Linked DNA regions of Mus musculus: all the other regions are linked to region 6. The links are chromatin loops, found by intact Hi-C in ENCODE. Cell type or tissue: heart. All regions are shown on one strand. Region 1 overlaps Synpo2l (synaptopodin 2-like). Region 2 holds the start of Mrps16 (mitochondrial ribosomal protein S16). Region 3 holds the start of Ppp3cb (protein phosphatase 3, catalytic subunit, beta isoform). Region 4 overlaps Cfap70 (cilia and flagella associated protein 70). Region 5 holds the start of Sec24c (Sec24 related gene family, member C (S. cerevisiae)). Region 6 holds the start of Anxa7 (annexin A7). Region 7 overlaps Ppp3cb (protein phosphatase 3, catalytic subunit, beta isoform).

What was found. Hi-C counts contacts between places; a loop is a spot of excess contacts. Peaks named below come from ENCODE experiments on the same cell type or tissue, not always from the same donor. Only the 100,000 strongest peaks of a DNase experiment are listed, where the experiment ranks them.
Region 1: it touches region 6 in a loop (2.9-fold over the local background); 4 of 42 quality-filtered maps call a loop at or near these places.
Region 2: it touches region 6 in a loop (2.4-fold over the local background); 5 of 42 quality-filtered maps call a loop at or near these places.
Region 3: a loop joins it to region 6, with 8 times the contacts of the local background. A loop is called at or near these places in 5 of 42 quality-filtered maps.
Region 4: a loop joins it to region 6, with 2.3 times the contacts of the local background. A loop is called at or near these places in 5 of 42 quality-filtered maps.
Region 5: it touches region 6 in a loop (2.0-fold over the local background); 3 of 42 quality-filtered maps call a loop at or near these places.
Region 7: a loop joins it to region 6, with 2.0 times the contacts of the local background. A loop is called at or near these places in 5 of 42 quality-filtered maps.

Annotation. Positions count from the first base shown.
Region 1 is chr14:20,659,511-20,663,510 of GRCm38, forward strand. It overlaps Synpo2l (synaptopodin 2-like), which reads right to left. Exons shown (of 4, transcript NM_001310431.1): 4 at 1-2,955. The coding sequence ends at 791. Among named protein-coding and RNA genes, the nearest start is that of Myoz1, 5.0 kb to the left of the region's middle. In heart, CTCF peaks have their summits at 1,696 (motif pointing left) and 1,920; DNase peaks (open chromatin) are centred at 1,631 and 2,751; H3K4me3 peaks cover 3,346 bases; H3K27ac peaks cover 3,708 bases.
Region 2 is chr14:20,391,500-20,395,499 of GRCm38, forward strand. It overlaps Mrps16 (mitochondrial ribosomal protein S16), which reads right to left and starts at 2,135. Exons shown (of 3, transcript NM_025440.3): 1 at 1,982-2,135; 2 at 394-654. The coding sequence starts at 1,994. It overlaps Cfap70 (cilia and flagella associated protein 70), which reads right to left. Exons shown (of 29, transcript NM_029698.1): 27 at 3,415-3,516; 28 at 3,134-3,181; 29 at 2,691-2,902. The coding sequence ends at 2,822. In heart, no CTCF peak of the experiment used is centred here; DNase peaks (open chromatin) are centred at 1,092 and 2,192; H3K4me3 peaks cover 2,027 bases; H3K27ac peaks cover 1,627 bases.
Region 3 is chr14:20,544,035-20,548,034 of GRCm38, forward strand. Ppp3cb (protein phosphatase 3, catalytic subunit, beta isoform) reads right to left here and starts at 2,539. Exons shown (of 14, transcript NM_008914.3): 1 at 2,322-2,539. The coding sequence starts at 2,406. 1810062O18Rik (RIKEN cDNA 1810062O18 gene) reads left to right here and starts at 2,259. Exons shown (of 6, transcript NR_033571.1): 1 at 2,259-2,310. In heart, a CTCF peak has its summit at 2,118; a DNase peak (open chromatin) is centred at 2,227; H3K4me3 peaks cover 2,458 bases; H3K27ac peaks cover 2,073 bases.
Region 4 is chr14:20,397,849-20,401,848 of GRCm38, forward strand. Cfap70 (cilia and flagella associated protein 70) reads right to left here. Exons shown (of 29, transcript NM_029698.1): 24 at 3,242-3,394; 25 at 2,509-2,670. Among named protein-coding and RNA genes, the nearest start is that of Mrps16, 6.2 kb to the left of the region's middle. In heart, CTCF peaks have their summits at 1,183 (motif pointing left) and 2,424; no DNase peak of the experiment used is centred here; H3K27me3 peaks cover 217 bases.
Region 5 is chr14:20,670,968-20,674,967 of GRCm38, forward strand. Sec24c (Sec24 related gene family, member C (S. cerevisiae)) reads left to right here and starts at 3,354. Exons shown (of 23, transcript NM_172596.2): 1 at 3,354-3,421. In heart, a CTCF peak has its summit at 2,219 (motif pointing left); a DNase peak (open chromatin) is centred at 3,464; H3K4me3 peaks cover 1,588 bases; H3K27ac peaks cover 1,809 bases.
Region 6 is chr14:20,477,829-20,481,828 of GRCm38, forward strand. Anxa7 (annexin A7) reads right to left here and starts at 2,305. Exons shown (of 13, transcript NM_001110794.1): 1 at 2,067-2,305. In heart, CTCF peaks have their summits at 1,187 and 2,089; DNase peaks (open chromatin) are centred at 1,163, 2,113 and 3,593; H3K4me3 peaks cover 1,992 bases; H3K27ac peaks cover 1,815 bases.
Region 7 is chr14:20,535,944-20,539,943 of GRCm38, forward strand. The region is part of intron 1 of Ppp3cb (protein phosphatase 3, catalytic subunit, beta isoform); the gene reads right to left. Among named protein-coding and RNA genes, the nearest start is that of 1810062O18Rik, 8.3 kb to the right of the region's middle. In heart, no CTCF peak of the experiment used is centred here; no DNase peak of the experiment used is centred here.

The sequences.
Region 1 (4,000 bases), 180 kb after region 6:
GCTTGTATAACTCAGGCCCATGAAATTGTCCCTGTCTCCCAGTCTTGTCAGACACGTTGATTTCACAAGATGCTGTGCACATATCTCTACATGCTACAGGCACTCCTCTCTCAGGAGTTTTTCTGTAGTAGCTCTTGACCCCCACAGGTCTTTCTGAAGCTATCTGACCCTTTCAGTAGAAGGGGAAAAAACCTCTCTTACCTTTGCCTCAAGAGAAGCACACATGTATGTGTATTTGATGTCTTTCTAGAGCAGATCCTAACCACACATATTTGTGAAAGCACGCATGCGCGCGCGCACACACACACAGACACAGACACACACACACACATACACACACACACACACACCCCTAGGCGTATGCCAACTAACCTAGGGAAAGCGGAGTGAGGAGGATGGAGGGGCTTGGGACACAGTTCAGCCTCTTAGAAGCTTGCCTTACAGTGAGTGACCATTTTGCCTGAGATCTCAGTGGTCACTTTACAGTGTGCTTTTTACCTAACACTAAAGTGCTGCCCACAGAGAGAAACACAAATGCAAAAGGAAAACAGAGACCTGCTGAGACCTCTGGGTGGAGAAGCCAGAGAGGCAAGGAAATATAGAGAAGATTGCAAAGCAGAGAGGTAAGGGCCTTAAAACACCAGCAGAGAGCTGAGGAGGCTGAGGGAAACACTATCTCTGGCAATCGGCAATTGGCCTCAGATGTGGGGAGAAAGCCTAGGTAGGACAAAGCAGAAGAAACTTCTGGGAATCTAAGTTCCATTACTTGGTCCTGGGACCTATTCCCTGCTCACTGGTGCCCTGCCCCAGGCCTCCAGACATGGGCCTGCAACCCTGTTCTGGTGGCTGAGAACCGGGGCCTGGCTACTTGGAAACCACAGGAACTGGGAGCGGCAGCAAAGCTCCTGAGAGACTCTTGATGGTCTGGGTTAGGGACAGGGGTTGAGGCCAGCTCTGCCCTCCAAATGGGTTCGTCCAAGGTGGTAGCCGCTCTGGGGACAAGCACAGTGGGAGCCAAGGGCTCTGCAGTGGGCTGGGGTGCAGGAGTGGAAAATCTGCGGATCTCCTGAACTCGGGCAGTTTTGGGAGGCCCTGAAGTGGGGCCAGGAGTTGAAGAACCCTCATCAAAACAAAACATGGCCGTTTTAAGTTGGTATGGCTGATGTCGCATGAAATCCAGGGCCTTGATACCCTGCTTAGGGGTCACCCGAGGCCCCTGGGATTGAGCCTTATTGGGGAGAGTTCGGGCAGCTTGGGGAAAAAAGGGTGAGAGAAGTGGGTTGTAAGCAATAGGAGGTGGGGCACGGATGTTGGGTGAGTATTTCCAGGATGGGGGCAGTGAGGGTGTGGGAGAAGGACTTCTAGGGCGAAGGCCTGGATTAAGGCTAGAGCCAGATGTAGCTTCCACCACGTACCTATCGGCACGGCTCTGCCGTTTGGCAAATAGCTCCCCGCCCCTCCCTTGCAGCCTTGGCGGCTCAGGGATTCCCACCATCGGGGTCGATCCATTCACTAGCCCATCAAGGAGCCCTCGCGACCCAGGTTTAGGAGCCACGGGAGGTGGAGTCTTAGGCGTTGTAGGGGGTGGAGTTTTGGGAGCCATTGGAGGCGGGGTTTTCGGTGATACTTGAGGCAAGGTCTTGTAACTCCTGCCCCCTAGTGGCTGCATGAAGTTACAGGCTTCAGCCCCGAGGCTTAAAGCGTCCTCCTCCGGACCAGATTCCGCACCGCCCGCCCGAGGTTTTTCATCCAGGTTCTGCACTAGTGACAGCAGCTCCGGGTTGGGCGAGTTCTTCGTCTCTTCCTTCCCAGGCCGGAACATCTGCTTGCGGGTGCCCCGGCGCCTAGCCTCCTGCAGGATGCCGGTGCGGGCAGCCGGCACAGAGATGCGCTGCTCCCGAACGCTGGCAGGCTCGGGGACCGCGGGGCCCGGCGCCTCCGGGCGCGCAGAGTTTCTTAGTGGAGTGGACAAGAAGATGGAAGCGGTGGAGGTCATGGCAGCAGCGCTAGGAGGAGTGGGCGGTTCTGGGGCGCCTCCTGGTGTAACAGGCCGGCTTGGGGCTGGGATGTACAAGGAACTGGTAGCGGTCACAGGACCAGAGGAGCGTTGGGTGCTGCTAGAAGCCCCAGAGACCGGCGTGTGGCTGGGAACCACTGTGGTGAAGCTGGGCAGAGGGGTGGGCCCCTGTGGAGGGGCTGCGAAGGGGGACGGGGCGGGGCTAGTGCTCCCCAAGCCTTCATTCACCTTCTTAGGGGCCAAGGGCCGGAAAATCACTGAGGTGGTACCTGACCTTTGCCCTTGTAAACCTGGGGTAAAAGGCCTCGCTGACCTGTTAAAGATACTTGGTGCAGGGATGGGGGCTCCACCATCCGGGAAGAAGGGGGTAGGGCTGACTGCAGGGACCGACAAAGGGCTGAGTGGGAGCACAGCTGCCTCTGGGGGAGCACTCTGTGCTCGAGGTGGGGACTGCAGACTCTGCCCATTAAGCATAGCTGCTGGGCCCACCTGAGCCAGCTCCTGGGAGCTGGAGGCTACCCGCTGGCGCTGCTGTTCAAAGAGCTGGACCCCTCGCCCAGAGACCTCACTTAGCTGCCCTCCCAGTCCAGAGTTCTGACTCTCTGCTGTGCCTAAGCCAGCCCTAGCCAGCTCCATGTCTAGATAGGGGCTGTCCCAGTCGGATTGATTAGTAAGGCTGCGGGCGTCTGAGAAGGTCTCCTCGTCCAGCTCCGACTCACTCGTTGGGGGGATGCCGTCCTCCTCCTCTGTTCCTGTCCCAGCTGCGGCCCCAAAACTCACTAGGGTGTACTTCTTGGCTCTCTGCCGCCGCTTCTTAAACATAAGCACCCCCTTGGAGTGAGGGTTGGGGGCTGCTGTTAGCAGGGATGCAATGGTCCGGCATTTGGTTCTTGCCTCCTTTACGCTTTTCTCCTGGAGGCTTTCTGCGCGTTGCAGTTCTGCGGAGATGAAGAGGTGGATGATCAATCAGGGGGCTTCACGGCCTGTTCTAATCCTGCTCCCCAACGCTCCTACCTCCTGTTTTTTCACTGAAAGGACCCACAATGTCTCTTGCCTGTGACCAAGTCCTCTGAGTTAGAGACAGAATGGAAGGGGAAAGGTGAAACCAAGGACAGAGACACTGCCACACCACATCCCTTCTGTCCTGTCTTCCCTGGATTGCATTCCTACTTTCCAGGAGATGAGCCTTATCCACTTCACACATTCTTCACCTGCCTCCCATTCTTGACTGGCAGGAAAATCAGACACAGCCATGAGAGAGAAGAGATAAGGAGTGCTTTTCTCCTACCATTCTTTGTAAGCGGGCTCCTCACAGAGCTCGGACCTTCCCCCCACTTCCCACCTGTTACCCCTATAACTAGGACACACAGACTCTTTTTGTAACAGGATCTCTCTGTATAGCCCTGACTGTCCTGGAATTCGCTATGTAGACCAGGCTGGCCTTGAACTCACAGAGATCCAACTGCTGCTGTCTCTCAAATGCTGGAATTAAAGGCATGCATTACCACACCTGGCCCAACATACAGATTCTTAACATGAGTTTCTTCATTCACAGTTCCACTCATCAAGTTGTTCATTTCCACACATCATAAACACTCACAGAAACAACTCCCCACACACCTTGCTATAACATCAGTCTCCTGAAAGCCGGCTATGGGCGCAATTTCTCCATTCTACTTTTCTTATTCACGTGTTCCAGCTTATACACACATCAGTTCACATATACAAACACAGTGTTGTCCAAGTCAAATGCATTTGCATACCAGCATGCTTCAGGTAGTTCTTCCCAGAGATTTCCCTGTAGAGGTTCTGGTATCATATAGACAGGATTTCAGAACCGATCTTAGCCCTCCCAACTGCTAGAACATTCCTTCATACCTCTGCTCCTCACATCCAGGGATAATCTTGGGTCCAAGATGCAAGAAAAGGCAGAGTGCCACTCTCCAAGTCAACCCCCTAAGCCTTTAGGAGGTTTCAAGGTCA
Region 2 (4,000 bases), 86 kb before region 6:
GTAGTTTCCCAAGAGTCTGCTTCCCAGAACTGAAACCCAACACCTGACCAACAGCATAGGCAAGAAATAGGCTCCTGGCTTGCTAAGCTCACTGTCTACTTCCTAACACCGTTCTCCTCACTAATAAACAAACAAACAAACAAACAAACTGACAGGCAGGTATCCACGACACAGTTGTCCCATTTTTTTTGCACAAAATCCCAGTCACTTGGAGTGTTCTAAAGGAGACCATAAAGGGGGTCTCCAGATTAAAAAACGGCAGTTACACTACTTCACCCTCCACTCCTGTCCAGAGCAGCTTGGATGGAATAGAAACCATTCTTCTTTTCCATCCTCACAGAGTTGACCACAGTATAACATCTGTTAAATTATCTAAGCTCAGGGCTGGTTTACCTAGAAGTTTCTCCATAGGCTTAGAGAGGTGAGCCCCACAGCCAATCCAATGCCGGATACGGTCCAGGTTGAGGGCAACTAGTTTTTCTCCGTGACTGTTGGGTAGTGGATCATAGGAGCCCAACTGCTCCACAAATCGGCCATCCCTGGGGCACTTGTTGTGAGCAGCCACAATGCGGTAAAAAGGCCGGTTGGTGCAGCCACCCAAAGCAAGGCGTATGGTTAGGTGGCCTCCGTGGTAGGCTTTGCAGAAAATGGTTGCTGTAGAGAAATAGTTCGTTAGGGTGCAAAAATGTTTAGTAGACTCAAAATATAAGGTAATATAAGGTAAAGGCACAATTCCTCCTTCTACTGCAATGTTCTCACTTCCAATCTATGCCCTGCCCCATCCAGCTTAGATACAATCGTGTGGGTGAAACTCCTCCTTAACCCCTCCAGACCAGACATACCTCCTTTTTTCCAAATCCACATAACACAGTCCTGCCGAGGTTGGGGTCCACTTTACCCTTGGAGACTCCATCTTGTAAATAGTCTCCACTTTGTACTAAGATAAATTCTAAGAAACAGCTGAATTCCCAGAAATGGCTTCTGGCCCCAGGCGCCCCATATGAACTTAGGCCACAATATCTCACCCTATGCCTTGTTGGTTAGCAACTAGTCCGGACTGAAACCAACCAGCCACTATATAGGCTCTGACTGGCTGGCCTCAATCCAGGCCAAGTTAAGAAGCCAACTGAGACCCTATAGGTGGAACAACAATATGAACTAACCAGTACCCAGGAGCTCTTGTCTCTAGCTGCATATGTATCAAAAGATGGCCTAGTCGGCCATCACTGGAAAGAGAGGCCCATTGGACTTGCAAACTTTATATGCCCCAGTACAGGGGTACGCCAGGGCCAAAAAGGGGGAGTGGGTGGGTAGGGGAGTGGGGGGTGGGTATGGGGGACTTTTGGGATAGCATAATGTAAATGAGGAAAATACCTAATAAAAAGTTTAAAAAAAAAAAAAAGCCAACTGAGGTACTTGACCGGTAGTAACCCACTTAAAATGACAGGTATGGAAAACCATGCATGTGGTCCCTAGCCCATCCAATTTGTGGTTTTTATGTTTTAAAAGGTTGTCCTGTCTTGCCCCACGCTGTCACGTTTTGGACCCCGAACCCAGCCGTCTCCCCGAAATATTAGCTTTTAAAATAAGCTTGCTGGTTTAAACTTGGTTTTCATATTGGATTATTTCCAAATTCTCGGACCCTAACACCATTTACTAAGCCATGACCTTGTCTTACCCTTAGGTGCCTCATCTGTAAAACGATTTCTACGATGTGTGGTAAAAAACTGAGACAGGCTGGGCGCGGTGGCGCACGCCTCTAATCACAGGGCCTTTGGGAGGCAGAGGCAAAGGTCTGTCTAGGAAGGAGTTCGAAGCCAGCCCGTCTTTACGCTGCGAGTTCCAGGCCAGCCAGAGCTACCCAGTGAGACCACTGCTAAAAGCGAGACGGACTGAGACGAAGCTCCGCTGGAAGGCGATGTGGCCGCGCCTAGCCCGGGTCGCCGCAGCCCACGCCCGCCCGGAAGCCCCGCGCACTCACTGAGCTGGACCATGGTGCCTGGGCGAGCGGCTCTCCAGCTGTCCCGCTGCACAGCCCCGCGGCACAGAGCCTGAAGCCCGGAAGAGCGCCCCCAAGCGGCCGGCGGGCACACGACGCGACGTCCGCACCACTCCAGAGCCGGAAAGCCCTCTGCGGAAGCCTCCGGCCGATCGGCCCGCCCCTTCCGCTTTCTCTTCCAATGCGCACGGGAGGGCAACCGAGCGCCGGGAGTGCCACAGGGCGCCGGTGACTGATCCTTGACTGCTACGGAAGAGGCGTGTCTGTAGGCGTGGGCTGCTGGCGGTCTTCAGCTGAGTGCCTGCGGCGTGCGGGAGACTTTCCTGTCCGCGGCGGTGCTGAGTTCCTTGCAGGCCGTTCCATCCTGCGACGGTTCCCCCGCCTCCGGAATATCCTCTGTTCTCTTACCCACTGTCAACTGTGTGTGACACAGCACAGTTGTATTCTGGTCCCACCTTTGAAGATGTTGCCTTAATTTCCAAGCCCCAGTAACATTGGTCCAGAACTTTGGCAATTGTGCACCTCCAGGGAATCTTACCAACAAGGTGATCAGATAAACTTTAAAAAGTAATTCTAATAGTCACACCATTATGCCAGATATCTACCCACAAATAGTGGCTATTAATTAGCTACATGTACATAAGAGCATATAAAATATAATGTGCTATACATACGACTCCAGAAACATGATAAATTTTGAGTTTGGGGTTTATATTTTTTTAATGTGAACTAAAGGGGTGGGGATGGGCAGGCTTCATCTGGTGACAGTTTGGAAAGGAAACGTGCTTGGGGCTCCATATTAAATATCCACTTGTAAGGCTGTCAGAAAGATGGATTTCCAAAACCAACCATTTCCTGTACAGTGTGGATTTCTTCAAGTAGAGCCTGGTCTTTCAGTTTCAGCTGCAGAAACAAGGCAGGGAAGAAGTTATGTCCAACACACCAGGTGACTTTGAAGACCCCTAATTTAAGAGGCTCCAGATTTGTGGGGACGGGATGGGCCTCTCCTGTATTCTCGACACCATGGAAGCTCTCAAAGAATTGGAATGTATTGGATCTTGGGTGGGAATTCATCAGGCACTGAGCGCTCTCATGGTCTGTACACTCTCAGAATGGCAATCAGCTGTCGCATACCTTTATTGTGTACTTATAAGCCTGCTCTGCTTCCAGTTGTCGTCCAACCTGAAAGAAGCAATTAACATCTTTCCTAGTAAAATGTGAATCGGAGGTTACTGACCACATCCATCTCAAGGAGGAACCGCCCAGAACATTCTCCTTGTCATCAGTAGAGACAAATCTGGAACTCTTCCAACTTCAGTTGCTGTGTGCTAACAGCCAGCTTACCTTTCTTTCTTAGTTGGGCCTTCACCTGACCCCTGAGAGGGCCTTGTGAAGGGACAATAAGAAACACTCACTTTCAGGCAGACCAGAGCCAGATAGGCCCACACTTCGGCGTTGCAGTTATTCAACGCGTTGGCTTCAGACAGAGCATCCTCAGCTTCCGTGAGCTCCTCCAGCTTGGCAGAGAGAGAGTTAGGAGATACAGTCCAAATTGGTTTCCACTTAAGCATAGTAGAGTTGTTAGAATTCCTTCTAGGCTCCACCCCACGGTTACCTGGCAATTGCCAGGTATGCCTAGTTTACTATGAAAGGAGCTCCTCTCTTTGCTCTCTCTCTCTCTCTCAATGATTCTGGCCTTCCCTCTTCTCCTCTTCTTCCCTCCCCGCCCCCCCCCCTTTCTCTGTCTCTACTACTTTCTCAACTCCCTTACACATGCCCTAAATAAACTCTATTCTATACTGTATCTGTTGTGTGGCTGGTCCCTCAGGGGGAAGGGGTGCCTCAGCATGGGCCCACAGAGGCAACCTCTCCCACCTCACTATACCACACCTCTACCAAAACATATCCTGGCCTCTTTTCTACTTCATAAAACACAACTAGAGTCAGCTTAGATGAATCTGCTATTCAACCAATAGATGTCCACGACCTATACCAGTGCTA
Region 3 (4,000 bases), 66 kb after region 6:
TGAAACTTGCTATGTAGACCAGACTGGCCTCAAAATTAACAGCAACTTCCTGCCTCTGCCTCCAGTGTGGTGGGATTAAAGGCATGTGACCACAGTATCAGGAATTCTAATACATTCCACATAGAAATGAAAGTTGTCACCATGAAGAAGATACAACTAATACACAACATGCATTAACCATACGTTTATAACTGAAATTTCCCAAACAAGCTCCTTTCCTACTAAGAAAATGGTTTTCATTTCAAAACAATAAACTGTAAATGGCTATGTATTAGACTCACAACTCACCCCTAAAGAATCTGCCTTCTGCTTGCAACTCGTTTTTCCTTCATTAAAGCAGTATGAGAAAAAGATTGCTACATAAATGACAAGGAACAAGATTCACAAAAGGACAACATAAATACATGATTTGGGAATGTGACTAGTTACGTCAGCTATTATTCTGGTGAAAAGTATCCAGAAAAATAAGCACACAGGAAATATAGTTAAGAAAATGAAGAAGCAGGCAATGGCCTGTTTCAACCCCCACCTATACAATTACAGAAATTAATAGGATCAATGCCTGATCTTCTATCCTTCAAGAAAAAAAAAAATCCCAGAAAAAGAAGCTCATAAACTATTCATTCTAGGGGCTGGTGAGATAGCTCAGCGAGTAAGAGCACTGACTGATCTTCCAGAGGTCCTGAGTTCAAATCCCAGCAAACACATGGTGGCTCACAACCATCTGAAATGAGATCTGACACCCTCTTCTGGTACGTCTGAAGTCAGCAACAGTCTACTTATTTATAATAATAAAATAAATCTTTGAGAAAAAAACCTATTCATTCTTTTTTTAAAATTTATTTAATGTATATGAGTACACTGTCACTGTCTCCAGACACACCAGAAGAGGCATCAGATCCCATGACAGATGGTTGTGAGCTACCATGTGGCTGCTAGGAACTGAACTCAGACTTCTGGAAGAGCAGTCAGTGCTCTTACCCGCTCTTACTCCAGTCCTATTTAGTTCATTCTAATGCTTAACCCAACCACATATGTCATGCTTTAAGAACCTAAAGTGCAGATTGAAAACAGAAAAAACACAGGTGGGCAGTGGTGGCGTACACCTTTGATTGGGCTCTTAAGAAGCAGAGGCAGGCATATCTCTGAGTTCCAGACCAGCCTACTTTCCAAGTTCCTGGCTAAGACTACGCAAAAAAGCCCTATCTCGAAAAACCAGCACACATACATACATACATACATACACACACACACACACACACGAGAAAAGGGTTTGTTTTAAAATATTTTAATGGCAAACCATGGTCACAATTCAAAGCAAAGCTAGCAGTATTTAAACACTGTGCCAGTCTATACTTGAGACACTGAATTTGAAAATTAAAATAACTTTAAAAATGAGCATAATCTAAATGACGAAATCTTCATTTTACGATTTCTGCTTATTGACTGCAAAATAAAGAAAAATAATTTCAGTTCTTAATATTCTTAATCCATAGTATTAGTGTGGTAGATGGGCTCTCTCTGAGAGCCTGGACTTTTAAGGAACTTTCAACTGCCTCTCAATTTAATTTAAATAAATCTGTTTATCTGTACACACACGTCCTCCCTGGCTCAGAAGAATTTCACTTTTCCTTCTAAAGAGTAAGTCGTGTGTTTAGAGGCGGCTTGTAAAACCCTTTCTGTTAAGTGTACCACTTCCTATACATGGGACTTTTTTGCCTCCTCTTTGTAAGATGGCTTTTTCCCCTGCCCCGCAGCTACGTCTGGGTTCCTAGGTCACCCCGGGATCCTTCATCCTGGTCCAGTCCCATACGGTTTTCCCGATTTCCGCGCGGGGTGGCATCTGAGGGCCGAGCGCAAACCCCCTGCGGCTGGCGCTAGCTAGGCGTTGTCACCCGGGAGCAGGCGTGGGCCAGAACGCGGGCGAGTCCAACGGCGTGCGGCTAAGGGGTTCCGGGGCCCCTCGGTGCGCCCGGGCAAGCCGGGAGTGCAGCTGTCGAGGAGCCGGAAGCTCTTAACGCGGGCGCCGCGCCGACCACAGGCAAAGCAGGAAAGAAAGGGGCTCACTGCGGCGGACGGCCCTGAGCCCGCGTTAGCGACAGCCCGCGCACGACGCCCGCCCGGGCCTGCAGGGCGAGCGGGAGACCGAGGAGCAGCCTACGCCTCGGCCCGGCCCAGCGGGGACCCGCCCAGGGGCCACTCCCCAAGGGAGGCAGCCAGTCACTCGCCCGCCCCGCCAGGCCCGCTCCTGAGGGGACGGACTCCCGCCCGCCCTCACACCGCGCCTCACGCCAGGCCCCCAGGCTTCGGGTACCTCTCACCTTTGACGACGCGGTCGGCCCCGAGAGGGGGCGGTGGGGGCGGGGGCGGGGGCGGCGCGGCCCGGGCCGGCTCCGGGGCGGCCATGCTGGGCCCGGGGCTCGGCTAGGTGCCGGGACGGGCGGGGTTGGGGGCGGGGGCGGCGGCTACCAGAGCCAAGCGGCGGCGCCGCCGGGGAACATGGCGGACCCTCTTTCCCTTCAGAGGGGCTAAGACCGTCATGCATCGCGCGTGCAGGGGCGGGGGCGGGACAAGCTCCAGGGACTTGAGCAAAATTACCGAGGCTACTACAGAAACGGAAACAGTCCAAGGGATCAGGTGAAAATTCCGTACATGCAGAAAGACAAACCAGTAAAGAGAGGTTGCAGATTAAACTGAGGGGCTGTTGATAAAATGCAAGGGGAAAAAAGGACGGTTTTTTGGCCGCTTTGGAGCCCAGGAAAATGAAGAGGTGTAATTTGATCTCAGAATTTCCCAGGCCTAGACAAATATATGACAATTTATCTACAAAATCTAAGTGATAATACTATGGCCAGAGAGAAAAATGAAAGAAGCATCAGGGAATCTATAGAGTGGCATTATCATTTAAAATGAAATTTTCCCTTTAATACCAGACCTCAGGAGGCAGGGGAAGGCAGAACTCTGTAAGTTCAAGTCTAGCTAGGTCTAACCACTCAGGGCAACAAAGTGAGACTGTCTCAACAAAACGGGGCCCTAGAGAGTTGCATAGAATTCGAACTCTTGCTTTGAGAGTTTGGAAAAGTCCAAAGGCACATAAATTCAGCTGGAAAAGTCTAAGCACCACGATTTAAGAACCAAAATGGATCAAGGGAAGTAGGGAATGACACCAAGAGGTGTCCTGAGAACCTGTAAGATTCCCCTGGAAAGCCATTGCCTCTCTCGTAATTCACTGAGCAAATAAATTTGAAGGCAGAGAGATGGTTCAATGGATAAAGGTGCTTGCAGCCAAGGACTGTGATTTAAGTTCCTTAGGACTAATCCCCATGGCCGAAGGAGACAATGGAAAGAAGGAATTAGACTCCTTCTAGTCTGACATCTACTAAAACTTGTAAATAAAGAAATGAAATAGAAAAAAATGGAAAGCAGAGACTAAGTAGGTAGAAAATAGGAAATTAGTTCCTTATCTTTGTACATACTCGGAATTTGAATTTGGGCAACTTGCAGAAACAGATCCAAGTTGACCAGCATCCAAGAGGTCAAGAAACAAGTACAGGTGGTCCTTAACAGTTATTAATAAGATGCTCAGATGCTGAAGGCATAGGCCACCAAACCCAGTAATGGAACCACAGGGCACACAAGGTATTAAAAGAGAACTGACTAGTACAGCTTACTCTAGCCTTCATGTGTCCTCCTCATACATATGCACAGTCATTACACTTCTTCCAAAAAGATAGAATTGTGTGTATGACACGAGCAGTGTTGAATGGTTCAGGGGCCAACATATCTACTAAGGCCCATGTCTCTATGTTATAGCATCCAAATAGGATGAAACAAGAAAGCCCTCTGTATCTTATTACTCAGTAACACAAGTTCTCAGAATCTGTCCTCAGTGATTAGGAGGGCAACGTTCTCAGCATCTGTTGTTTCTTTGTGTTCATCAGTAAGATCAAGATCTGGAATAAATAAGGAGGGAAAACCCAATAGACATTCTTTGCAAAGG
Region 4 (4,000 bases), 80 kb before region 6:
ACTGACCACAGAATTGCTGTGTGGCCCAGGATGACCTTAGCCAGCTGATTCTCCAAGCTCTGTCTCCTGGAAGCAGGAACTACAGGATGTGCTGCCACACCCAGTTTTATGTGGTGCTGGGGACTGAGCCCAGGGCCGCTTTCACGAGAGACATCCCTTCAACCAACTGCACTGTGTCTCTAGCCCGGCTTGTCTAAGACAAGAGCCTAGTATTTTCCCCAGGTTGGCTTATAAGTTCTGAGCTCAAGCCATCTTGTGACCTAAGCCCCTTGAGGGCTGGGATCATGCACTGCCACCCTCAGCAAGACCCTGTCTCTTTCCAAAACAAAACTTCCAAAACAAGTAAGACTTGGAGGCTCTTTCTCCTCTTGTACCTACAGCTGACCTTGAGCATTCAGCCTAGAAACTGGTTGCCTAGTAACCACAGGTCAGTAGTGCCTTGAAGATGGCAGCTTGTACTGACGCTAGAAAGAAAATCCTTTACTTCACTGCAGTCGGGCTCTGATTTCTGTCAGACCTGGATTAGCCTTCCCATGCACATGGTCGTACATTGTGACTCCATGTTCCTGTTGGATAAGGTTCTAAATACAAAACTGGCACTTATGGGTGAAGAAGGGAAAGGAGACAGAGACAAAGTCAGGGAGTCAAAATGCCTGTGGCAGAACAGTGGCAACTCTTAGGTGAGTCCAAGTGACTTGTTCTTCTATTGCGTACTCTCATGGCTTTGCTGTTGGTATAGTGTCATGACCATGTGGCCCTTTTTAGGATGGCTGTGACACAGGAAGAGTCAAGGAAACACGAGAAGGAAAGCAACGTCCCTGTCTGGGAATCTGCCTGGAAGTCAAAAACTTCAACTCAGCTGCTGAAATTGGAACCACCCCTGGAGATAGCGCTTGTCTCCTTAGAGACAAGCAAGGGTAGTGGTGTTTGCTTAGGACCAGAAGGGGCTGGCATTTGCTTAGGACGCGGAGGGGCTGCAGTTTAACTGCATAGCCACTCCTGTCTTACCCCCAACCCCAAAAGATGTTCCTCATGAAACCTTGGCAATTTCATTTAATAGAGGAAATCCTTAAAAAAAAAAATGTGCCTTATTTTTAATCACATGTATGTGTATCTGCTTTCGTGTGCCAGCAAGGCCTGTGCAGGCTGGAGATGTCAGATCCCTGCAACGGGAGTTCTGGGCAGTTTGGAGCCACCTGGTGGGGGTGCCAGAAATACACTCTTTGGCTGCTGCTGCAACTTTGGTTTTTCGTTCATTTGTTGAGACCTGGTTTCTCTCTAGAGTCCTGCCTATTCCGGAGCTTGTTCTGTAGATCAGGTTGGCCTTGAACTCACAAAGATTCTCCTGCCTCTGTGTCCCAAGTGGTGGGACCACTGCTCAGCTAAAGATTTCTTTTACAAAGATTTATTTACACGTATGGGTATATGCCATGTATGTGCTGGTTCCTGGAGGCACCTCCAGACGGACTCAGATCCCCTGAAGTCGGAGTTGCAGATGGTTGTGAGCTGCCTGGTGTAGGTGCTGGGATCAGAGTGCCCTGGTAGATGTTTGTGAGCTATTATAGAAGTACTGGGATCCAACCCGGGTTCCTTTGCAAGAGGTTACCCATGGATGCGTATATAGCACGTGTTAACCACTCAGCCACTGAGCCACCTCTCCAGCCCCACAACTCACAATGTTCACTTAAATTTTGAATTCATGATCTTCAAAAACTTGCTGTACTGGCTAGTTTTGTGTCAACTTGACACAGCTGGAGTTATCCCAGAGAAAGGAGTTTCAGTTGGGGAAAATGCCTCCATGAGAGATCCAGCTGTGGGGCATTTTCTCAATTAGTGATCAAGGGGGAAAGGCCCCTTGTGGGTGGGATCATCTCTGGGCTGGCAGTCTTGGATTCTATAACAGAGCAGGCTGAGCAAGCCAGGGGAAGCAAGCCAGTAAAGAACATCCCTCCATGGCCTCTGCATCAGCTCCTGCTTTCTGACCTGCTTGAGTTCCAGACCTGACTTCCTTGCTGATGAACAGCAGTATGGAAGTGTAAGCTGAATAAACCCTTTCCTCCCCAACTTGCTTCTTGGTCATGATGTTTGTGCAGGAATAGAAACCCTGACTAAGACACTTGCTTAATCATTAAAACTTTTTAATGAGAGCCCAGACTCATACATGTGGATGTTGTGAGGACATCTAGAATGCACTCTGGAGAAGGCCATCCGCATTTGGGATGTCTCCTCCCCAAATCACATTTAACTAAAGGGTATGCTATTCTGTGTTTCTATCTAATAAACTCCAGAACTCTGCTTCATCCTGACTTGTCCTGAATTCTTTTCTGCAGTACAGCCATGGATGTGGTTGTACCTAAGGTGTAAGTCTGATAAGTGGCTCTGAGGTGTGGCAGGACCCAGGCTGGAAGCTCCTGAGGTTACTGTAGGTGGCAGTGTTGAGCTACTTCCCTCTGTAGCCTCTGCCAGGTCCTGGACCATGGATCAGAACCTTCTCTTTCTTTCCCTTACCTCTTTCTCTTCCAAGTAGATGTGTCCCAGGCGTAGGAAGATGAAGTGCATCTCAGAAGCATCAACTACAAAACTAATAGTTCTCTCATAGCATTCTTTGGCCTCAGCATGGTTTCCACTCAGGAAGTAGAGATGGCCCTTCACACCCCAGACATTAGGGTTCTGAGGAAACAAAGAACACGCAGGGTGATGTGGCAGTTAAGTCCCTAATGAATTTTGTTAAACATTTAATACATTTCCTCCCCTTTTTCCCCCTAAGAGCACGCATACGGAGAGAGCCGTTCTAGTCACATGGGTGGGCATGCTCTCATTCTTGTATTCCTCAGAAGCCATTTTGTCTTTGGGGTGAATGTTGAGATAAACACTCAGCGATCATCCGTATGATGCTATTAGAAGCAAAGAAAAGTCTAGAAACTTGAAATAACGAGCAACTCCTGATAAATGACTGCCTATCCCTTACCTTTTATAGAACTCATGATTACTAACAAAAGCCAAATGCACACATAAATATTACCCACACAGGCTAGCAGTCTCTGAGATGTGGCACCACTGATCTATTGACTATTTCCAGACAGAGGATCATGAAGCTGCCCATGCTACCTTCCAGCTCTTGGGCTCGCTCGCCTAGGCAGCTGAGACATGCTATTGTGTTCCGCTTTCATCTCTGCTTTAGCAAAGACCGTTCACCCCTTCTTGTTCCCATTCAAGAGGCTTTCTCTAGGAAAATCAGTACCAGGTAGTCCATCTGTGCTGCTTGCTGCAGGTACTCCTCTGTCTTGGCAAAGTCCTTCTTGAGAAGATGTGTCTGGGCCAGAACCAGATAATACTCACAACTGGGTCCTCCTTGGGGGCACAGCAGCTCATGTGCCAGCACTCTGTGCACAAACTGCAAGGAAACCCAGGGATAAAGAACATAAGAATGACTGCACTGTGCTAGCTGAATAGCTTTTAGGGTGGAGAGAGTGTGGCTCTGATGGCCACAGTGAGGGACGTCTTATAGGGGAGAATGAACATCTGCAGGGGTACAGGGACAAGGGAAGCCACAAGCTACGCAGTCAGCAAACACCAACACTTCCAATGCAGCACTGCATGGTGCAGGCCTTGTGACCATGAGCTTGAGATTCAGACTGCTCTTATGAGGTTGTTCAGGCAAAGGCACTTCGTCAACCCCCCTGCTTACACTTGACGGAACATTTCCAAACAGTTGACATTTTAAGGAAACTCATAATGAAACAATCCCTGCCTCTCTAATGAGCTAAGACTTGGGATTTCACAAACAGACATTGCTGCTTTTGCCATAGCACTACACATTTATGTTAGTTAGTACCAGTGCATCGGAGGCTCTTTATCCCCACCCCCTTAAAAGACCTGCAAATCTGGTGCAGTTGCACGTGCCTGTGACACCCCCCACCCTCAGCTTTTGCAGTACATTCTAGTCTTAGTCTGCGATACGGAACCCTTATGCACACCTTCCCAGGAAACTACCCTAGCA
Region 5 (4,000 bases), 190 kb after region 6:
CCAGCTACAGGCTGTAGACATCTTTATTAACCAATCACAGATAATTTGGGGAGCGAGATTTATATAACAAAAACTGGTATATGTGACGGTCTTGGAGCAGCCAGATCTTAGGGTGCAGAATTAGCATTTGAATAAAAGCAGTACCAGACCAATCCACTACAGTTCTGCAGGTTTGTGATAAATCCTAACTATGACAAAGTTATAAAAATCAGAATTTAGAGTTAGAAAAACAGTATCTGAGTTCTTGTTACCTTGTTATTAGTGTGATTTCACAAAGTTGCTTGACTTTACCAGTAACAAAAAGCATCTGGCTCTCCCTTCTCTGCTTAGTCACATGTTTGTGTGCGGGTTGCGTGTGCATGTGACTGCAAGTGACTGGAGTCGCAAGAGAGCATTCTATCTCCCGGAGCTGGAGTCACAGGCAGTTACAAACCTCTCAGTGTAAGTCCTGGGGAACAAATGGCTCTTTTGCAAGAGCCACCTTTGCCTGTCCCTTAGTTTTACTTTTTTTTTTTTTTTTTTTTTTGGTTTTTTGAGACAGGGTTTCTCTGTATGGCCCTGGCTGTCCTGGAACTCACTCTAGAGACCAGGCTGGCCTCAAACTCAGAAATCCACCTGCCTCTGCCTCCTGAGTGCTGGGATCAAAGGCGTGTGCCACCACGCCCAGCTCCTAGCCAGTGCTCTTAACTGCAGACCTATCTCTCCAGCCCCACACCCACAACACTTTGACAGCTATGGGTTCACCTAAAATCACACACACACACACACACACACACACCTAAAATAACACACACACACACACACACACACACACACACACACACACACAACCCCTCATTACTGGTCTACACCTACTAGGTAGTAACTGAACAATCACCAGGCAAGCACCCTATACTGGCCTCCATCTACACCTACAGTTTTTTCTCTTTATTTATTTACCTTTTTGAGACAAGCTCTCACTACACAGCCCAAGCTAAACTTGAACTTTGTTTTTAAAGATAGGGTCTGGGGCTGGAGAGATGGCTCAGAGATTAAGAGCACTGACTGCTCTTCCAAAGATCCTGAGTTCAATTCCCAGCAACCACATGGTAACTCACAATCATCAGTAATGGGATCTGATGCCCTCTTCTGGTGTGTCTGAAGATGGCTACAGTGTACTCATACATAAAATAAATAAATCTAAAAAAAAAAAAAAAAGACAGGGTCTTATATAGCCTAATCTGGCCTTGAACTTGTGATAAACAAGGTGTGCCTGAGGTTCTGATCTTCCTGTCTCTGCCTCCATTCTAAGTGCAAAGTTGAGTTATAGGAAAATTTAAAATGCAATTTATAGCCTCCATCTTTAAGCTGTGAATCTTAGCTCTTATTAGGAGTGCATAACTTTAAGCAAGACAGATTATATCTGCCTCCTTATGGTGTGATGAAATATGAATGGGATAAATCATGTGAAATGCTAAGGTGAGGGAGGGCTCAAGCTCGGGCAGCTCAAGTGCTCAACAAATGTTATCTGCATTTGGCAAATTCTTAAACTGACAACTGTTAGTCAGCAAGAGAATCAACCAGGAGGGAGTCATTTGTCAAGCTTGGTGTAATGGAGTACTGTTTGCTGAGCCCCGTCCCCAAAACTGAACTACATGTAGGTGAATTAGAGCACATTTCTAGTCAGCTTTGGTAGCATATGCTTTTAATCGCAGCTCGCTGGGGGCAGAAGCAGAAGGATCTCTGTGAATTGGAGACCGGCTGGATCCACACAATGAATTCAGGAGGGTTATACAGTGAGACCTCCTATGAGAGAGAGAGAGAGAGAGAGAGAGAGAGAGAGAGAGTCATAAGAGTGGATAAAAGTGGTGGTGGTAATGTACCCTTTAATCCCAGCACTTGCGAGGCAGAGGCAGGTGAATTTCTGAGTTCAAGATCAACCTGGTCTACAGAGTGAGTTCCAGGACAGCCAGGGCTACACAGAGAAAACCTGTCTCTGAAAAAAAAAAAAAAATCCCAAATAAATAGGAAAGATATTAATTTACATTTCTAACAAGTCTCAGCTGATACTGATACTAGGATCCACGGACAGTATTTTAAAAGTGGATAGAAACAGGGCTGGTGACAAAGAACACTGGCTGCTTTTCCAGGTGACTTGGGTTTGATTTCCAGCATCCATGTATCTTACAAGATTTGTTAACTCCAGTTCCAGGGGATCCAGTGCCCTCTTCTGGCCTCTGCAGGTACTGTAGTCACAAAGTGCACAGATACACATTCAGGCAAAACACCCATACATAAGACATTTTAAAACAAGCTAGACAGAAACAACTGACTGGTTAGTAACTGACATGCAAACTTAAATGCCCATTTTTCTCTAAGCATGCATTACTGTGTAACTACCATTACGTAGGAAAAAACCCCACAAAACAGTTTGCCTACTCTATTCATGAACCTAAGTTGGCCCAAAGAAGTGCTTAAAGCATAACAGCACAGAAAGAATTCCAATGCATGCAACGGAGAGGTTGGAAGCATAAAAAGTGGGAGTTCACGGTGATCATGGGTTATATATCCAGTTTCAGGATAGTCTGCCTATAAATTGAGATCCAGTCTCAAAAAACTGATTAGAGGATAAAAGAGCAATAATCATTTATTAGTTAACATTGTTCTCTGAAGAGTCTTATGATTACTGAAAGAATTGTAGCTCTTTTAACAGAGAGCAGGGAGGTCTTTATATTCTGGTAGAGTTACCTCTATTAAAAAAAGGGCAAGGCATAAAATGGTAACTAATCTTTATTGAATAAACATTATACTGAACAATCTTAGGAAACGTCTCTAAATTCATCCCAATTCACTGTTCGACACGAATTCTTTTCATTAAAGAAGTAAACCGGGGCAGAAGTTGTCCAAACATTGAACTAATCGGCCCAAAGTCGAGGGTTAGAACCCACCCTACCACTACCACGTGTGGCTCAAAGGTCAGGGTGAGCTCTACCGTAGGGACGCAAATCAACGGGGTGAAAGGTTAACAGGAAGTGGATACAAGACTAGCTGTCCTTAAAGTCAACACACGACGAAGGGAGCGTTACTAAAAATAATCTGACCTAGTTTTCTCAATACCCTCTCAGCTGGTAAAGCCATAAAAAAAGTCTGGAAAATGTGGAAAAATCTGGAAAGGAAAGAAAAAAAAAAAAAAAAAAAAAAGCATGAAACTCAGCAATACTTTACAGACTGCGTCCATGACGGGATACACCACATACGCATGCGCAACATCCGGGTTTCCGGAAGCGTGCCTAAGGCCGACGTGGCAGAAGGAGTGGCCTAGCCCTAGAGCATGGGGCGGAACTTCCGGGGACGGCACGCCAGCCCCCCCCCCCTCGGAACCGGAAGTTGAGCCTGGGAGCCTTGACGTTAGGAACGAAGTCGAACCTGGATCTGGAGCCGGGTGAGGAGTGGCATCGCGAGGTTGCGTGGTGGGGAGGAATGCTGAGGAGAGGCCAGGGTATTTTTGGCCTGATCGCTGTCCGGTTTTAGAGGAAAGGGAGGAGCCTGGAGGCGGGGCCTAGAAAGAGACCCTCACCTCTCGCATCTGTGGCCGGCGATCGGTCTTAGGTCCCCGGACCCCTCCCTTCACCTCCTGGCCCAGGTTCCGGCTCGCTTCGCCCTCCCAGCATGTTGAAGGGCATTAGAGGATTGGTCTTTACTGCTTAGTGAACCGGCCCTCTTCGTGGCCCTAGAGGCTGGCTTGGCTTCCGGATCTCGATCTCTGGAGCGCTCAAGCCTCCGCATCTCGGGTACTTTCAGAGTTCTAGGAAGCTTGCCCCGCCCCTTTCGGTTGTCACCCTCGGCTATCCCCCTAGAATGGAGTCAAGATTGGAGTTTGACTCTGAGCTTATTCGGTCCCTCAGCCTCCTTCAGGAAATTAAAGGGAGAGGGACGTTTCCCAGGCTTGATGTTGGTGGCATGTGCAACGTTTAGCGTTTGGAAGGACTGTTCTAAAATGGCTTTGACTTTACAGAGTTTT
Region 6 (4,000 bases):
GCCAGCTAGCCTGGTGTATGGATAGGTAGCCAGAGACCCACACCCAAGACTTTCCTGACCTCCATATGCACATTGTGGCATGTGCACCCAGCCCCACAAACTTGTACACACATGCATGTACACACACAGATAAAAGAGTGAATCACTCCAATGACAAAGTTCTATTTCTACATTTTAACTACTATATTAAATCTTACCTTTAAGGGCCTAGAGGACTTATACCAAGATTTTTAAAACAAAACAAAAATAAATAAAGCAAAGATTATCTAGGTATTAGCATATGAAAAACTGAAACAATTTCAGTGCACCTTGAAGATTATTAAGTACCAGAAATGAAATGCCATTTCCATATAGGTCACAGAAATACCTTCACAAATGCACATTTATATAGGTACTAGGCTATTCATCATAGCATCATCTGTAATAGGAAAAGTAGTTCAAGATAATCTAAACATCACTTAGCGATAAGTGAATCATGAATATTCATAAAGTGAAGCTATAAACTATACACCTTCTAAAAGTCCTTTTAAAAAATCCATTAATAAAACCATCTACCACACGTGGTAAATTAAACAAAGCCAGGTGGAAAACAAGCGTTCTGCTAAAGAAATACACCCATTTTCTTCTCTCAGTAAACAAGCTCACAGGAAGGAGACAGGGAAGCAGAAAAGGGTGCAGCCTGACTGGGAGAGTGCATGCAGGTGTGTGTGGGGTGTGTGTGGGGTGTGGGTGTGTATGTGGGGGGTATAACGACAAAGCAGCTCATTTTTTCATGGCCTTTTAGCCCCTTTAAACATTGCTCATGTGATCACTTCAAAAAGTAGACTTTAAACTTTTTGTAAAAGGCTAACAAACCCTAGGGTGACTCAACAAATTACTCAGCTCTGCTGAAGTTAACAGGACTCTTCTGAGTGAACCAGAGCTTTTGTTTTCCCTTTAACAATGTTACAAACAACCTTTAGAAAAACTTGGAAAATCCAATCTTGGTTCTCCAAACCATCTCCACCCAGTGAGTCAGTTAGTAAAAGGGTGGATCTATGTCAGTCTCTCAACTGGCAAGAGGCCTAAGAAGTTAAGGGTGGGGTTGGGGGTGGGGACCGGTGACAAACTGGGAAGGGAAACAGGAAGTGTGACTTAGGCCAGGCAAGAACAGAAACAGTTTCCCAAAAGCCGCCTCTAGGTTCCGGAAGGGCCATTTAAAGCAATGACTGAGGATAACAGGGAAACAGGGCTTAGTCCTCTGCGTGGGAAGGTAGCCCTCTACTTAACCACGAGGGCTAAAGGGTGGTTTAAGTTTGCGGGAGCAAAATTATTTACTCCACTTGTTTCTAATGATTTCCTGGCCTAAACCGTAGCTCACTACACTTGTACTGTAATTGGGGCAGATTGCTTTATCAGAATGGCTCGCTATCACCTGGCAGCAATTAAGGAATGTAATGGATAACAGTAAAATACCTTTCGTCTTTTCACTTGGTTTAGCCATTCCCCTCTGCATCTTGCTTACCTAGACGGCTGATATGGGTCAAGGACAAGGAAAAAAAAATCTAGATTGTTACTGGAATAGTTTCCAAGAATTTTAAACCGGAGCTTACATATCAGGCTTGTGAATTCTGCCCTAGATGTCATTAAGCACGGCACAAATTCCTCAAGTTCCTCTAAATTTGCTGTGTCACCAAAAAGTCTAGTCACTAGCCAAAGCCAGCTTTCGGAGCTGCTAGTCGGCCTTCTGGCAAGGGGCTTCACCAGGGCCACCATCGGGCCTTAAGTCCGCCACTTGCGGCCCAACTGACCGAAAGCGGGGTACCACTGCTGCCTGGCATCCCACTCTAAGCCTAACAGAGTGATTTACCCACAGACCTTCCCAGTCCTCCAGCACGCAGGGAAAGCATGCCCAACCCACCCCAAACACCCGAAACGCGTCCGAGTCCGCGTCCGCCACCCGGAGGCCCACCTCGTTAGGACACGCGCGGGGCTCTACGACTACGGTTGGAAGACCAGACCAGGGACTGGGAACGAGCTGACTGACCGACGGAAGAACAGCAAGGGGAGGGGGTGCGAGTCCTCACCTGAACGAGAAAGCAGCGTCACACCCTAGCCCGCTTTCCTGCAATATGGAGCCAGAGGGCGTGGCGCATGGGCGGCGCGAGGGTGCTAGCTGCTTGGACCGCCCCCAAGCTCGGGCGGGACGCTGCGCCCCTCAGGTGGCTCAGCTAGTTTTAACACGTGTCTATATCTCAGCGAGGTAAATCTACTCCAGGTGGTGCTACTGTAGAAAGGAACTGCAGCTTTGGGTGGAGCCGCGCAAGTGGGCGGAGCAGAGGGACTCAAAGATAGAGAGCTCCAGGCCTCCGGGGATCCTGAGAACCTAGGTTTGTTTCATGTGACTATAGGGAATTGTGAGTAGACAGAACTGGAGTTGAATTAAACAAAACTAAGCAGGGTTCAAAGTTCTACTGGTCCATTAGTGTTAAACTCACCATATATAGAACTAAGTATTTGAGGCACTTACATGGAAAGAAAACATACACAGAGACATAGTGAAGTGATGAATGGAGGTTACAGGTCAACCAAATGTTCACCTCTTTTTTTTTTTTTTTTTTTTTTTTTTTTTTTTTTTTTTAAGGTTGGTCTTACTGGGACTGATGGGCAGTAAGGCAAGAATGGCTGATCAGTGAGCTCCTGGGATTCACGTATGCATTTTCAGTGATAGAATTACAGGCTGGCATTTGCACCTGACTGAGCCAGCTCTCCACCATGGCTTTCACTTTCACGACAAAATTGTATTTGGGTATGTAAGCCTGAGCATGACTTGTAGGGATTGTTTCCCTTCCTCTACCATGTGATTTTCAGGGATGGAATTCAGGTCATAAGGCTCCACGGTAAACACTTGGGTAAGGCATGGAGACAAATGCCTTCACACCTCAGCACACGCCAATTCCACTATACTACAGTTTTTAAAAAAGTTTATTTGTATAAGATATATTTCTGAGTGTGGGCACATGTGGAGGTCAGAGGACAACTTGGAAGAGGAGACAGTGCTCCCTTTCCACCATGTAGGTTGAGAGAATGCCACTGTGTTTTCCAGGCTTGGCTGCAAGGCCCATTTACCACTGGGCCATCTCACAGGCCCAAGGCACTTTCACTTGATATTTGAAACATAAAATTTAAAATAAGGTAAGCCAGGCAGTGGTGGCGCACACCTTTAATCCCAGCACTTAGGAGGCTGAGGCAGTTGAATTTCTGAATTCGAGGCCAGGCTGGTCTACAGAGTGAGTTCCAGGACAGTCAGGGCTACACAGAGAAATCCTGTCTCAAAAAGCCAAAAAGCCAAAAAAAAAAAAAAAAAAAAAAAAAAAAAATTGAAAGAAGGTAGTTTTTTGTTTTCATTGTTACATCCCAGAAGTAAAAGGTATCCTGGAATCCTCTGGTATTCCTGGAGCCAAGGAATAGCAGAGTCACACCACACATCAAACCTTACAGAATAGACTTGGCAAAGAAGCAGTGAAGAAGTGAGCAGAAAGCAGGCTTTCTATCCGGTGTCTTGGCGGGGAGGTGCAGACCTTTCCAGGGTGGCCAGATCATGAGCTTCTTTTTCTGTAGGGCGGGGCCTGGCCACTCCCACTCTTCTGTTCGAGTAGCCTGTGGGGTGGAGCCTGGCAGCTGGAGGTCTCTAGGTGCTTCATACAAGGGGAGTCTCTGCACATGGCTGCCCAAGTTGGTGTGAAAGCCAACATTTGTGCTACTCGTGTAATATCTAAGAAAACATTGTACAAATTCATGAAGATTTATATATTCTAAGCATTGAAGTTCTTTAGATCTCTGATCCATTTTAAAGTGTTTGAGGCTGGGTCTTCATATAGCTCAAGCTGACCTCAAAACTTGCTGTGCGACCACAGATGAGCTTGAACTGATCCTTCTTCCTCTACCTCCTGAGTGCTGTCGATTTTGTTGACTTTAGCCTTGCTGTGTAGCCAGGACAGCCTCCCAGTTCCTGAGCCTC
Region 7 (4,000 bases), 58 kb after region 6:
CATACCTGGCTCTACAAAACATATCCTGGCTTCTTTCTTTTTTTATAGAACACAACAGGCTCACCATGCATGTAGCTCTGGCTGAACTGAAACTTGCATAGACCAGGCTGGCCTCGAGTTCAGAGATCCACCTGTCTCTGCCTCCAGAGTGGTACAACTAAAGATGAGTATCAGCATATTCAACTTTTACTTATACTTTTAGCCTCCTAAGTGCTGCTAAGATTACAAATATGTACTTCTAAATAGAAAGCTTCAATTCAGACCCCAGCCTTATACTCTAGGTCTGTATTAAACTATCAAATATCTCCAACTTTATGGCCTACAGAGTTTGTAAACTTAACTTGCCAAAAAGTGAAAGCAGTGTCTTTCTATCTAAACCATTACCAAAACAGTTATCAAATTAATCTGCAAATTATCCTAGACATGACTTTCTTCCTCACCCTACATGGAAAATAGATATCTTTAGTCAGCAGAGACACTGATTAAAGACTTCCTTCCCTCCTCATGCCCAACCACTACAATCTTTCCCATTTTGCCCATTACAAGCTATTTTTTATGAGCATGTGTCTAGACCAGAGGACAAATCTGAGTGTCATACACTTGGCTTTTTCTTGTTTTTTGTTTTTGAGATGGGATCTCTCAGTGGTTTGGGATCCACCAAGTAGGCTAGGTTATGCTGACAGGCAGGAGAGATCTGGAGACCTGTCTCAACCTCCCCAGTACTGGAATTACTAGCAAGTATTGCCACAACCAGCACTTTTTATTTGGGTTCTGGAGACAGAATTCAGGTCCTCAAGCATTCGACTGAGCCACTTGCCCAAACCTACAGAATACTCTTTCTAAAGTTCGAACATCAATATTCTGTTATCAGATTAGCTTTACTATATAAAATTCAAAATCTTTTTTACTTCAGATATATTTTATGTGTATGAGTGTTCTGTCTGTGTACACATGTGCCTGGTGTCCTCAGAAGTCTGAATAGGGCATCCAATCACTTGGAATTAGAGTTATGAATGGCTGTGAGTCACCATGAAGGTGCTGGAAACTGAATCCAGGTCCTCTGTAAGAGCAGGAAGTGCTCTTAACCACTATGCTAGTATCTATCCAGCCCTAAAACACAAAATCTTTTAACAGGGCATAAAGGTCCCTCATGACCAAATACATACCTTTATTTTACCCTCATCTTTTACTACTACCTTATATTCAGAACATATTCTGTTGCAGACACTAATTTACTTATTTAAAACTCTTTGTATCCAGGACCATTTTTGATCAAGGAAATAAGTTCAACAGCCATTTAGAAAAAAAACAAAACAAAACTCTCTGCATGGTAGTGCAGAGAGCAGTGCTCAGGAGGCAGAGTTAGGTAGATTTCTATGAGTTTGAGGCCAGCCTGGTCTATGTAGCAAGATCGAAGCCAGCCAAACTACATAGTGATAATCTGTTCAATAGATGACAGATGGATAAACAGAGGAATGGATACGGATGGACCAATAAGACTGATTTACTTTGCATGTCATATTGTTTTGGATATATAATCTCATCTTATGTTGTAATAGTTGAGACAAGGTCTCACACTGTAGCTCAGACTCATCTAGAATTCACTATAACCATGCTGAACTTGAACTTCCACAATCTCCTCTTAGCCCTCCCATACCCTGGGATAATAGGATTTCATAACACCCAGTTACCCCTTGTCTTTAAATATCATCTAGTATTTCAATCTTGGAAACTTTTATGATATTCCCAGCCTACATTAACAGAATCCTTTATTTTTGGACCAAATAACATAGGACATGATACATACTTATGTTGTATCATGTACCAACTGCATCATTAAATGCCTGTCTTCCTTACCAGCTTATGAGTACCTTGAAAGGGGCTAACTCTTTCATCGCTGTATGTCAAATGATATATAATATAGTTTACTCAATTATTACTATGTAATGGTTTCTAAAATACTCATACATCTTAAGACCAATTTATGTAGCAATGACAATGTATTTATAATGATTAAGTCTGTAAAGTTCTTTCCAATACACAGTTCCACATGATTTTCAGAGATGTCTTGTGATTATACAGATTTCATCAATGAGGTAATAGATTCAGAGATGTTAATTAGCTTCTTAAAGTGCAGAGCCATGGTTCAAACTAGGTCTAAATGATGCTCCAGTATCATGTCTTTATAACACAATGACAAGTTTCATTTGACCTAAGGGATCATTAAAAGGCTCCTCAAAAAAAAAAAAAAAAAAAAAAAAAAAAAAAGGCTATCTCAAAAAACATAAACCAAACTAATCAAACAATAGGCTTTTCATCAGTCTAAAGTAGATCTATGAAGTAGCCACATTATCTAAGAAAAGATTCAGGAAATAAAACAGCACTGTTCTCAAAATTTCAAAGCATTCCATGGGTCTCTTTGTGATTATTATTTAAGTATACTATCCTCAAATTCTGTTTCCTTCGCTGCTTTTATTTATTTATTTATTTATTTATTTATTTAATTTAGTGGTTTTAGAGCTTTATTGTAGAAAGGCAGGGAAAAGGAGAGAAGGTAAAAAGAGAGAGAGAGACTGGCCATAGCCACATGGAGAGAGGGGGGATGGGAAAGAGAGGAGGGCAAGAGAGTAAGAAAGGTGAGAGCTTAAGAGCTCATTGCTATTTTTGTTATAGTATCACTATTGTCCATCACTCAGATTAAAGAAAAAAAATTATGGATTTTTTTAACCCTTTCTGGATTTTAGACTTTTTTAGATTTATTATAGATGAATGAGTGTTCTACCTGCATGTATAAGTGTGCTGTATGCATGCCTGGTGCCCATGGAGGTCAGAAAAGGGTATCAAGATTTCTGGAACTGGAGTCATAGATGCTTGTTAACCGCAAGGTTGATGCTGGGAACTGAGAGTCTTCTCTAAAAGCAACAAGTAACAAATATTCCTAACCACTGAGCTACCTCTCTAGCCATATTCTTATTTTATAAAAATAAGTGTGGTCCTGAGTATGTGTATGTACACCACATGTGTGCAGCAGATGCCCTTACAGGCCAGAAGAGGGCTTCCAAAGCAATGGAACTGGAGTTACAGGTGGTTGTTAAGCCATCAGACATGGGTTCCTTGCAGGGAAAGGAACTCAGTTTCTTTGCAAGATAAAGGCTATTAATCATTGACTTGCTTCTATGACGACTCCAAGTCTTTTTGATTATTCAAATTCTTGCAGGGGTTTTTTTTTTTTACATCTTTATTACTGAATTTTCTTTTAACTGCAATGTGTTAACATTACTTCAATTCTTCTAATTTCTACTAGAAAACTTTAATTCTACTATTCATCTTCAATAAAACAAAGCACAGCTAATTTCCAGGCTCAAAAATTTAGGTAGTTTTGTTTGTTTAAGATTTGCTCGTTTAAATAGTTTCTCCTATTTCATTCAGGCTGAGACAGAACTTAAAAGCGCTCCTGTGTCTCCCTCCCAAATGCTGGGATTAAATGTGTACACTATATGACTGTAAATAGTTTCTTACTGAAAAAAAGGAATTCTTTCACCATGGGATCTGGATTCAAACCTGGGCCATCAGGCTTACACAAAAGTGCTTTTACTTCCACAGGCATTTCACTGAGTGAGATATTCTTCAGTATCCTGAAATTTTTTTAAAGATTTATTTATTTTATGTATATAAGTACACTGTAGCTGTCCTCAAACACACCAGAAGAGGGCATCAGATCCCATTACAGATGGTTGTGAGTCACTATGTGGTTACTGGGAATTGATCTCAGGACCTCTGGAAGAACGGTCAGTGCTCTTAATTGCTGAGCCATCTCTCCAGCCCCAGTGTCCTGAATCTTAAGGTCTTTTCCAATGAAATCTTTCCAAGACTGACCGTTCCCAGTCTTCTACAAGTAATTCCAATCTGTACTTCCACTATAACTGTTCAACTGAATCTCCTTAAAGCAAATTTAGTCTTACTAATCCTCAGTGTTGATGATCTGTTTCATTCCCATTCC